Regions from separate parts of the Homo sapiens genome. Here region 1 is linked to region 2. The links are chromatin loops, found by intact Hi-C in ENCODE. Cell type or tissue: mammary epithelial cell. All regions are shown on one strand. Links, peaks and the distances in the headings refer to the core of each region. The heading gives the core; the rest is flanking DNA. Region 1 overlaps LRP1 (LDL receptor related protein 1). Region 2 has its middle 5.4 kb from the start of HSD17B6.

The links. Peaks named below come from ENCODE experiments on the same cell type or tissue, not always from the same donor. Only the 100,000 strongest peaks of a DNase experiment are listed, where the experiment ranks them.
Region 1: it touches region 2 in a loop (4-fold over the local background); 10 of 110 quality-filtered maps call a loop at or near these places.

What each region holds. Positions count from the first base shown.
Region 1 is chr12:57,173,716-57,179,086 of GRCh38, forward strand. LRP1 (LDL receptor related protein 1) reads left to right here. Exons shown (of 89, transcript NM_002332.3): 22 at 65-265; 23 at 1,745-1,990; 24 at 2,194-2,391; 25 at 3,326-3,530; 26 at 3,712-3,876; 27 at 4,644-4,888; 28 at 5,175-5,306. Among named protein-coding and RNA genes, the nearest start is that of MIR1228, 18 kb to the right of the region's middle. RefSeq lists an enhancer at 2,849-4,048. In mammary epithelial cell, for the core only: a CTCF peak has its summit at 2,330 (motif pointing left); DNase peaks (open chromatin) are centred at 1,986 and 3,326; H3K4me3 peaks cover 254 bases; H3K27ac peaks cover 627 bases.
Region 2 is chr12:56,755,228-56,760,598 of GRCh38, forward strand. No RefSeq gene overlaps it. Among named protein-coding and RNA genes, the nearest start is that of HSD17B6, 5.4 kb to the right of the region's middle. In mammary epithelial cell, for the core only: a CTCF peak has its summit at 2,456 (motif pointing right); a DNase peak (open chromatin) is centred at 2,474.

The sequences.
Region 1 (5,371 bases), core at 292-5,291, 420 kb after region 2:
GAAGGAAGGGCAGGGGGAGCCCCAGTCCCCGGGCCTGGGCCCTCATAGTGCACCTGTCCCTCAGCTCGGTGCATCAGCAAAGCGTGGGTGTGTGATGGCGACAATGACTGTGAGGATAACTCGGACGAGGAGAACTGCGAGTCCCTGGCCTGCAGGCCACCCTCGCACCCTTGTGCCAACAACACCTCAGTCTGCCTGCCCCCTGACAAGCTGTGTGATGGCAACGACGACTGTGGCGACGGCTCAGATGAGGGCGAGCTCTGCGGTGAGGCCTGGTCCCAGGAGAAGGGTAGGGAGGGTGGCTGGGTAGGAGTCTGGGCCAAGGACAGTCTTTGGGGGACCTGAGTCTAGGAGAGAGCAGCTCTGGCAGCCGGGCAGGCGAGCAGCACCCAGAGTGGTCACCAGCAGCCTGTGTGGACCTGGCGCTCCCCATGGCGCTGTGCTGAGTGAGCCACGCCATTAGAGCAGTTTATCCACAAGGCATCCCTGGGGGCCAGGTGCTCTGTTTTCTCCGTTTGACAGATGGGAGCACTGAGGCATGGAGGGGTTCCATAGTGGTCCCCCAGACTTGGGCCAAGGTAGTACAGCTCCTAAACTGCTGTGGAGACTCAGACCCCTTGCCCACATGCATACCACAGAGAGATGCGGAGTGCTCTTGTGGAGACAAAGGCACCAGGGTTGACTGCTGATGGTCAGGGCAGGCTTCCTGGAGGATGTGGGGATTGCATGGGGTTCCCAAGGACAGGCAGTACTTGCAGAGTGAGTGAGAAGGCATGGGGGCAGGCGCGGTGGCTCACACCTGTCATTCCAGCACTTTGGGAGGCTGAGGCGGGCAGATCACTTGAGCTCAGGAATTTGAGATCAGCCTGGCCAACATGGTGAAACCCTGTCTCTGCTAAAAATACAAAAATTAGCCGGACATGTCTGCAGTCCCAGCTACTTGGGAGGCAGAGGCAGGAGACTCGCTTGAACCTGGGAGGCGGAGGTTGCAGTGAGCCAACATCCTGCCACTGCACTCCAGCCTGGGCGACAGAGCAAGACCCCATCCCAAACAAACAAACAGGCAAGGGGAGGAGGGTGCCCATTCAAGACCAAAAGAGATGAGGTTGGGGGAGTCCAGGAGTCAGGGAGGACCATGTGGTGTGACTTGGGGATGAGGAGCAGAGCAGCCTTATCTGGTCCTCTTAGCCAGGCAGAGCCCCCAGTTCCTTGGAAGGGAGGAGTGGAAGATAAGGCCACAGGGACTGGCTGGGAGAACTGCCGACAGGCTATCAGTCAGGCTGGCAGTTTCCAGGGTGTGCCAGAGGACCAAGGGTGGTATAGGCCCTGCTGCACCCCACCCCAAACCCCTCCAAATCAGGAGAGATCAGCACAAGGGGACTGGACCTAAGGACCTCCCAGGGTCCCTCCCAGGGAGGCAAAAAGCTGGGGCCCCCGCCCTGGGCCCAAGAAGGCAGGAACATATCGAGACCAGACAGAGATATTGAGGGGTGCTCCCTGTGGGAAGGGGAGGTATGGTGCCAGCTGGTGGGTGCAAGGGTCCCAACTCTGGTCCTGAGGGAGCCCAGGAAGTCCTGGGCTGAAGCTCAGCCTGAAGCTCAGCAGGAATGGAGACGAATGGGGCCGTGGGCAGGGCACAAGGACTTGGTCCAGGCTGCCCAGGACTTGGGGCCCAGCAGGGCCGTGGTCTTGCCTCCTCTCAGCTTCTGACCCTGGGTCTGTTCCATGCCTGCCCCTCCCCTAGACCAGTGCTCTCTGAATAACGGTGGCTGCAGCCACAACTGCTCAGTGGCACCTGGCGAAGGCATTGTGTGTTCCTGCCCTCTGGGCATGGAGCTGGGGCCCGACAACCACACCTGCCAGATCCAGAGCTACTGTGCCAAGCATCTCAAATGCAGCCAAAAGTGCGACCAGAACAAGTTCAGCGTGAAGTGCTCCTGCTACGAGGGCTGGGTCCTGGAACCTGACGGCGAGAGCTGCCGCAGCCTGGGTGAGACAACAGTGAGGTGTGGTGGGGCAGGCCGAGGCAGGCCTCTGAGCTGCAGTGGGTTGGGCTTGGTGGCCAGGTGCCAAAGGCTGAGTTTTCCACCCTAGCCCCCAGTGCCCGGACCAGCAGAGACCTGCCTGCGCCAGGACGGGTGGCACACAGGCAGCTAGCCCCTTGCTGACCCCATCACATCCCTCCCATCCCAGACCCCTTCAAGCCGTTCATCATTTTCTCCAACCGCCATGAAATCCGGCGCATCGATCTTCACAAAGGAGACTACAGCGTCCTGGTGCCCGGCCTGCGCAACACCATCGCCCTGGACTTCCACCTCAGCCAGAGCGCCCTCTACTGGACCGACGTGGTGGAGGACAAGATCTACCGCGGGAAGCTGCTGGACAACGGAGGTGACCACCGATTGCTGCCAGGCAGGATGCACACAGGCGGAGCGCTCAGGCGCTAGGGGCCACAGGTCCCATCCAAGTGGCCCCAAAGCAGAGGCTTGGCTCCCCCATCCCCCACACTTCTGTTCATTGGGTTAGATTTTGCTGTGGGTCTCCATGCCTGACGCCCCGTAATTATCGTCAGCAGAACTGCCAGCCTGATAATTAACAAAATGATCAGCCTTACCTTTGAATGGCCTGGAGCTCTGCTCCCCAGATCTAGAATTGCAGGCTTGAAAGAAAAAAGCCACTTAGGAGTGGCGTACCTGAACGCTGCTTTCTGTCCCAGGCAGCGTGGTGCACCCCAGACTTCCTTCAGTCACACACAATAGTGAGTGCCCACTGTACACACTGGGCAGTGGGCATGCAGCAGTGATCAAAACAGGCTGTTTTCAGTTGTGTGGTCAAGGAAGGTCCCCTGAGAAGGTGACATCTGAGCAAAGGCTTCTAAGAGGCACATTTTACTAGAGAAGTTTGTATTGTTTGTAATAATACAAACTTGAATTTGAAACCATTACAAATGTCCATCAACGAGGGGGGAGGCTAAGTAAACTGTGATGATATCCACACTGTGCAACAGTCTCTAAAACAATGAGGCACACACATAATGTATTAGCATGGAAAAATCTTTATGGCAGTCACTTGAGCTCAAGCAGTTGAGGCTGCCGTGAGCCATGATCATGCCACTGCATCCAGCCTTGGTGACAGAAGACCCTGTCTCAAAAAAAAAAAAAAAGTTGGGGAGACAATAGGAGTCCTACTCTTGAATATGGGCACATCAGAAACTTTGGCAGAAGTGCCAGGGTTGAGGGTGGGTCATCGAGGGCTCCCAGGATTTCACACATTCATGCACAGCTCCCCAGGAGACGCTAACCTTTCACTGCCCTCTCTTCTCCAGCCCTGACTAGTTTCGAGGTGGTGATTCAGTATGGCCTGGCCACACCCGAGGGCCTGGCTGTAGACTGGATTGCAGGCAACATCTACTGGGTGGAGAGTAACCTGGATCAGATCGAGGTGGCCAAGCTGGATGGGACCCTCCGGACCACCCTGCTGGCCGGTGACATTGAGCACCCAAGGGCAATCGCACTGGATCCCCGGGATGGGTGAGGACCTTGCCCAGCCTTCTCCTGGCCCCATGGCCCCCCTGAAGTCCCATTCAGCCTGGCCAGGGACACCTTACTCCTCAGTGCCATCTGCCTCCTCCCACCCTCTACCTACGATCCCACCACAGTCGCTCCCTGAGGGCCCTGACTTTAGCCCTCCTGACCCCTCCCCACTCCCCAGGATCCTGTTTTGGACAGACTGGGATGCCAGCCTGCCCCGCATTGAGGCAGCCTCCATGAGTGGGGCTGGGCGCCGCACCGTGCACCGGGAGACCGGCTCTGGGGGCTGGCCCAACGGGCTCACCGTGGACTACCTGGAGAAGCGCATCCTTTGGATTGACGCCAGGTCAGCACCCTCTGTGCCCTGAGAAGGCCCAAGTCTGTGGCACCAGGACGGGGTGGGGAGGAACCTGTGGTGATGAGGGTGATGAGAAGGACCAAGGGATCTAGAACTAGGAACGGTGGCAAAGGACTGGGCACAGGAGGAGGAGGACGGAGGGGCGTGGGGAGGCCAGGGCCGAGGGGAGGGGGCAGGTAGAGGAGGCGGAAGCAGGGCCATCAGCTGTGGTTATTCACACTGTACCATCCTCTCCACTCACCTGTCCTCTCCACTCTGTTCCCTCTGCTGGGGCTGTGTCTGCCCAGAGGGAGGGGAAACTTCTTTCTAATTGGTCTGCCCAGGGAGGGTGCCTTTTTCTTTTCTTTTTTTTTTTTTTTTTTTGAGACAGAGTCTCGCTCCGTCGCCCAGGCTGGAGTGCAGTGGCGCGATCTCGGCTCACTGCAGGCTCCGCCCCCCGGGGTTCACGCTGAGGGTGCCTTTTTCTGACTTTCATCAAAGCCCTGAGTGCTGACAGCAGCCCTGGGGAGAAGTGACCGAAAGATTCCCTTGGGGCTTGGGAATCGGGGCCTGAGAGGTGAAACCTGGACCTGTTGGGTTCTCACACCTTGGTCCTTCTGTCTGTCTGCTCTGGCCAGCAAGGCTTAGGGGAGGGAATGGTCCCATGCTCTTCGCTGGGAGGGCTGTGGCCAGGGCCCAGAGGGTGGGCACCTGGGCAGAGCTCTGAGGGCTGAGATCCCAGCTGGCATCCTCATTCTGCTCCATCATGCTCTTAGGTCAGATGCCATTTACTCAGCCCGTTACGACGGCTCTGGCCACATGGAGGTGCTTCGGGGACACGAGTTCCTGTCGCACCCGTTTGCAGTGACGCTGTACGGGGGGGAGGTCTACTGGACTGACTGGCGAACAAACACACTGGCTAAGGCCAACAAGTGGACCGGCCACAATGTCACCGTGGTACAGAGGACCAACACCCAGCCCTTTGACCTGCAGGTGTACCACCCCTCCCGCCAGCCCATGGGTAAGGGGCTCGGGGCCTCGAGCAGCCGGAAGGGAGCCAGCAGCCTCTTTAGAAGCTGTAGAAGCTCTTAGGAGAGGAGAGGGCAGTGAGAACAGGAGCAAGTCTGTGCTGGGATGGCAGGGGTAGGCCGGCTGTTGACAGAGGCACTGTCTAGCAGCAGAGAAGGGTCTAGTAGTAGCGGCTGCTGGAACAGGGGGAGGAGAGTGGGCGAGGAAGGGGTGGTCCATGTAGGGAGCAGCAAGTCACAGGATGCTCTGGCTTCTTCTCTTCTCCACCCTGCCCCCAGCTCCCAATCCCTGTGAGGCCAATGGGGGCCAGGGCCCCTGCTCCCACCTGTGTCTCATCAACTACAACCGGACCGTGTCCTGCGCCTGCCCCCACCTCATGAAGCTCCACAAGGACAACACCACCTGCTATGGTAGGAGCCCCTCCCTCCAGAGCCAGTGAGCAACTGAGGCTGGAGGGAAGGCCGCAGGCCCCAGG
Region 2 (5,371 bases), core at 317-5,316:
GGGGTGGGAGGATCACCTGAGCCCAGGAGGCGGAGGGTGCAGTGAGCCAAGATTAGGGCACTGCACTCCAACCTGGGCAACAGACTGAGACCTGTCTCAAAAAAACAGAACTTTTCCTTCGTATTTACAACTTGGCTAATTGCTTGGTGCAAGGGGCCTAGGTTTTGGTCTGTCTCAGCTTTCAACATTCCTTTCTCACTAAGCTTAATCATTTCTACGTTTTGATTTAAAGTGAGAGATGTGGGGCTCTTTTTGTCACTTGAATACTTAGAGGTCATTGTAGGGTTGTTAATTGGCTTAGTTTCAATATTGTTGTGTCTTAGGGAATAGGGAGGCCTGAGGAGAGGGAGAGAGAGAGGAGAACAGCATATTGGCAGAACAGTCAGAACACACACAACATTTATTGATTAAGTTTGTCTTCTTATATAGGCACAGTTCGTTGCACCCCCAAACAATTACAATAGTACCTCAAAGATCACTGATCACGGATCACCGTAACAGATACAATAATAATGAAAAAGTTTGAAATATTGCAAGGATTACCAAAATGTGACATAGAGACATGAAGCAAACACATGCTGTTGGAAAAATTGCACTAATAGACTCACTGTATGTAGGGTTGCCACAAAGCTTCAATGTGTAAAAAATGCAATATCTTTGGAGCATAATAAAGTGAAGCACAATAAAATGAGGTATTCCTGTATATAGCTTTTGCCATGATGTCAGGTACCATTTTATGAATTTATCCCTCATGAGAACTCTATGCGGTAGTTGCCAACATCATCCCTATTTTCTTTTTCTTTTCTTTTCTTTTTTTTGAGACGGAGTCTTTTTCAGTCGCCCAGGCTGGAGTGCAGTGACGCGATCTTGGCTTACTGCAAGCTCCGTCTCCTGGGTTCACGCTATTCTCCTGCCTCAGTCTCCTGAGTGGCTGGGACTACAGGTGTCCGCCACCACGCCCGGCTAATTTTTTTTGTATTTTTTTAGTAGAGATGGGGTTTCACCATGTTAGCCAGGATGGTCTCGATCTCCTGACCTTGTGATCCACCCGCCTCAGCCTCCCAAAGTGCTGGGATTACAGGCGTGAGCCACCACGCCTAGCCTCTTTTTTTTTTTTTTTTTTTTTTTAACGCTTTTCCTGTTTGGAAGGAAAAAGTGCAGCTCGCTGCCAGCAGTCATTTAATTTTACATAAGCATGCTCTTTGAGGCTGAAACAAATCTGACTGATTTCCAATGTGAAAATAAAATATAAAAACTGTTCTTGGAGTTCTTTCTCTCTCTCTCTCTCTTTCTTTCTTTCTCTTTCTTTTTCTTTCTCTCTCTCTCTCTCTCTTTCTCTCTCTTTCTTTCTTTTGAGGTAGAGTCCCGCTCAGTCGCCCAGGCTGGAATGCAGTGGTGCAATCTCGGCTCACTGCACCCTCTGCCTCCCAGGCTCGAGCCATTCTCCTGCCTCAGCCTCCTGAGTAGCTGGGATTACAGGTGCCTGCCCACATGCCCGGCTAATTTGTGTATTTTTAGTAGAGATGGGGTTTCACCATGTTGGCCAGTCTGGTCTTGAACTCCTGACCTGAGGCGACCCACCCACCTCATCCTCCCAAAGTGCTGGGATTACAGGTGGGAGCCACTGCGCCTGGCCTCTTGGAGTTATTTCTAAACAGAACTAACATTAAAGTCATTGGAATAATTAGAATTGTGGATTAATCAAAGAATGATGTTAACATCATACATAGGAATTCAGCATTTTCTAGGATTTGACAGTTTTAATGATCAGAATTACTGTATTTTGTAAGTGGAAGTACCACTACTGAAAACAGAATGCTGTTAATAGAATGATGTCTTTTGTTTCCAAAGTCAGTAATACTAGAGCAATATGAAAATAATAAAAGCAAGATATTTCACGGCAAAGTTATCTCTGGATAAATGCTGCAGCTACAAGTGCTGCCAGCAAGTATTCTTGGGGCAAATGGGAAAAGGGTTAAATTTTAAATTTATTGTTATTTTTATTTTTTGTAGAGATGGGATCTCACCGTGTTGTCCAGGCTGGTCTCGAACTTCTGGGCTCAAGCAATCAGCCCACCTCGGGTATATTAAGTATATTCAGAGGAACGGGCCAGGCCAGGTGGCTCATGCCTGTAATCCCAGCACTTTGGGAGGCCGAGACAGGCAGATAATGAGGTCAGGAGTTTGAAACAAGCCTGGCCAGCATAGTGAAACCCCATCTCTACTAAAAATACAAAAAAATTACTAGCCGGGCGTGGTGGCATGTGCCTGTAGTCCCAGCTACTCGGGAGGCTGAGGCAGGAGAATCGCTTGAACCAGGGAGTCGGAGGTTGCAGTGAGCTGAGATGGCGCCACTGTACTGCAGACTGGCGACAGAGTGAGACTCCATTTCAAAAAAAAAAAAAAAAAAAAAAAAAGTGCTCTGGCATAGAGGCCTTTATCTCAAATGCCACTGGGAGGCAGTATCACCATTCAGTTTGTTTCCCTTTGTGATTTCATACACATAGGTGCAAACCCCTTTTTTCCTTCAGTCCTTATGCTACCTGGCTCTACCATCGTTTTTAGTCTTTTTTTGTGGTATATCTATCAGCCTCAAGTTTCTTGCCCCATGTTGTTTGCAGACTTCGACACTTGCCTCATTGATTGCCTGTCTAGTTTAAGTCCTATTGTTATTCTGGGTGTTTTTAGCATCTGAAAGGATGATCTATTCTGTAAAGGTATGGTTGATTCAGTCATTCATGAATTCATTCATTTATTCCACAAATAGTTAATGAACATATGTGTTGGGCACTGAGATGAACTGTGGGGAAAATAATTAATGACATTATTTCTGCTTCTGAGAAAGCTATATCATACTAGGGGCAATAGACACAAATAAAAAAGTGTAATGAATGAGCTGGGCATGGTGGCTCATGTCTGTAATCCTAGCATTTTGATAGGCAGAGGCAGGTGGATCACTTGAGCTCAGAAGTTTGAGACCAGCCTGGCCAACATGGCGAAACCCCATCTCTACAAAAAATACAATAATTAGTGTGGCATGGTTGCTCATGCCTGTAGTCCCAGGGAGGCTGAGGTGGATTGCTTGAGCCCAGGAGGTTGAGGCTGCAGTGAGCTGTGATTATGCCACTGTACTCCAGCCTGGTGATAGAGCAAGACCCTGTCCCCCCGCCCCAAAAAAGCGTAATGAAGTATTATAGGTGCATTTTTAACCCAACTGTCTATTTGTTTTGCCATGTTCTTAAGACATGGATAAGATTAGTACAGGGAACACAGGCACAAAAGTATAAATGGCACTTTTGGGAAGCTGCCAATAGTTTCATATGGACAGAGCCCAGACTTCAAGGGAGGGTATAGTGAGAGATGGGGCTAAGAGGTAAGCCATGGTCAGAGCATTGCCTGCCAAGTTAAGGAGTGTGGAAGTAAAAATTATTCATCATCTACTTTATTTGGTTAAAATGAAAATAAACTATTGATCCTATTAATATTTGACAAGAAGCCTTGGGAGTTAAAATCCTGTTGAAGTAAGTAAGTTGCTTGAAAACTTGGAGTACTCCTATGTTAGTTATTTTCCTTGTTAATAAAATAAAGAAGAGAAGATTAGAAAATATGTTACAGGACCAACAGGTTTGTATGCCCACTGCACAGCAACATACCAATACACTGAGACAGTAGGGTTTGCAGCAGAGAAAGAGTTTAATGATTGCAGGGCGGCTGAGCAAGGAGATGAGAGGAGATCTTCAAGTCCATCTCCCTGAGGAGTTCTGGGCTGGGGTTTTTAAGGGGATTGTGGAGAATGAGGGACTGGAAAATTGGGGTCATTGAGTGGTTGGGGTCAAAGGGATGAAGTCGTCAGGATGTGGAAACTGCATTCAGTGAGTCAGCTCCTTGTATGATCCTTCAGAACTGCTGATGTCGATGGGGTCCTTCAGATCAGCTGACCTCATTAGTTTCACTGGTGTGCAGGACCTGAAAGGATATCTCAAATGGAAACAACATTTTATAATGTTCAAGTTGTTATCTATAATAGAGCAGTTAAGGGGAACTATACTGTCTGATCTATGTGATTCTAGGACAATATGCCTAAACAACGATGAGAAAGCAGGTCAGAGAGCCGGCTGACCTAATGATTAATGCTGAATGTGTTGCAAGCTTGGTTTGTTTTCATTTCTTTCTCTCCCTGCTTTCCTGATTAATTTTCAAAGGTTCATAAGGACAGTTTCAAATATGTTCTATTGACACAGGAGCATAATAAACAAAAGGAGAATGGGGCCAAAGTCACATCTCAGTTTAAATATGATAAGCTCTGTCTCTTGTTATCATAAACTACTGAAAAGTAGCAGAGAGTTCCATCATATTTGTTTAAATGCCAGAGTTTTGGATTGATCTCACAGGAATGTTCCCTCTAACAGAGCACGTGATGATCACAAAGCCAATAAAACGTGTTCTGGGACGTTGCAATTGCTCTTTAATCTATTTGGTGCGTTTGGTATAGGAAACTGAGTATTTAAAACCTAAACTGTAAATTAACCTACCAGACTTTAGATAAGCAATCTGCCAATATAAATATTGTGTAGGTTCTCTTGTTAGCCATAAGGCTATACATGTTTTGGCTCTAGCTTTCTCCTTGCAGACTGCTTGAAATAAAGGATTGGCAGATTCACATTAAAGCACAACATTAAGCCTTGTTCCTTCATAGGAATTTGGATTTGTGTGAAGACAATGGGAAGCCATGGAAGGGTTTTTTTTTTTTTTTTCAGAGTGTCACTCTGTCACCCAGGCTGGAGTGCAGTGACGCCATCTCAGCTCAAGCGATGACCCTTGGGTTCAAGCGATTCTCATGCATCAGCCTCCCTAGTAGCTGGAATTACAGTTATGTGCCACCATTCCCAGCTAATTTTTTTGTATTGGTAGTAGAGGTGGGGTTTTGCCATGTTGGCCAGGCTGGTCTCGAACTCCTGACCTCAACTGATTCACCTGCCTTGGCCTCCCAAAGTGCTGGGATTACAGATGTGAGCTACCATTCCTGGCTCATTGAAGGGTTTTAAGCAGAGTAGAAACATAATCAGAGTTGTGTTTTGTTTGTTTGTTTGTTTATTTATGAGACAGGGTCTCTGTCATCCAAGCTGGAGTGCAGTGGCATGATCATGGCTCACTGCAGCTTCAACCTTCCCAGGCTCAGGTGATCCTCCCACCTCGGCCTCCCGAGTAGCTGGGATTATGGGCATGTGCCACCACACCCGGCTAATTTTTGTATTTTGTGTAGAGACGGGGTTTTGCAATATTGGCCAAGCTGGTCTCGAACTCCTAGGCTCAAGTGATCTTCCCACCTCGGCCTTCCAAAGTGCTGGGATTACAGGTGTGAGCCACCGCC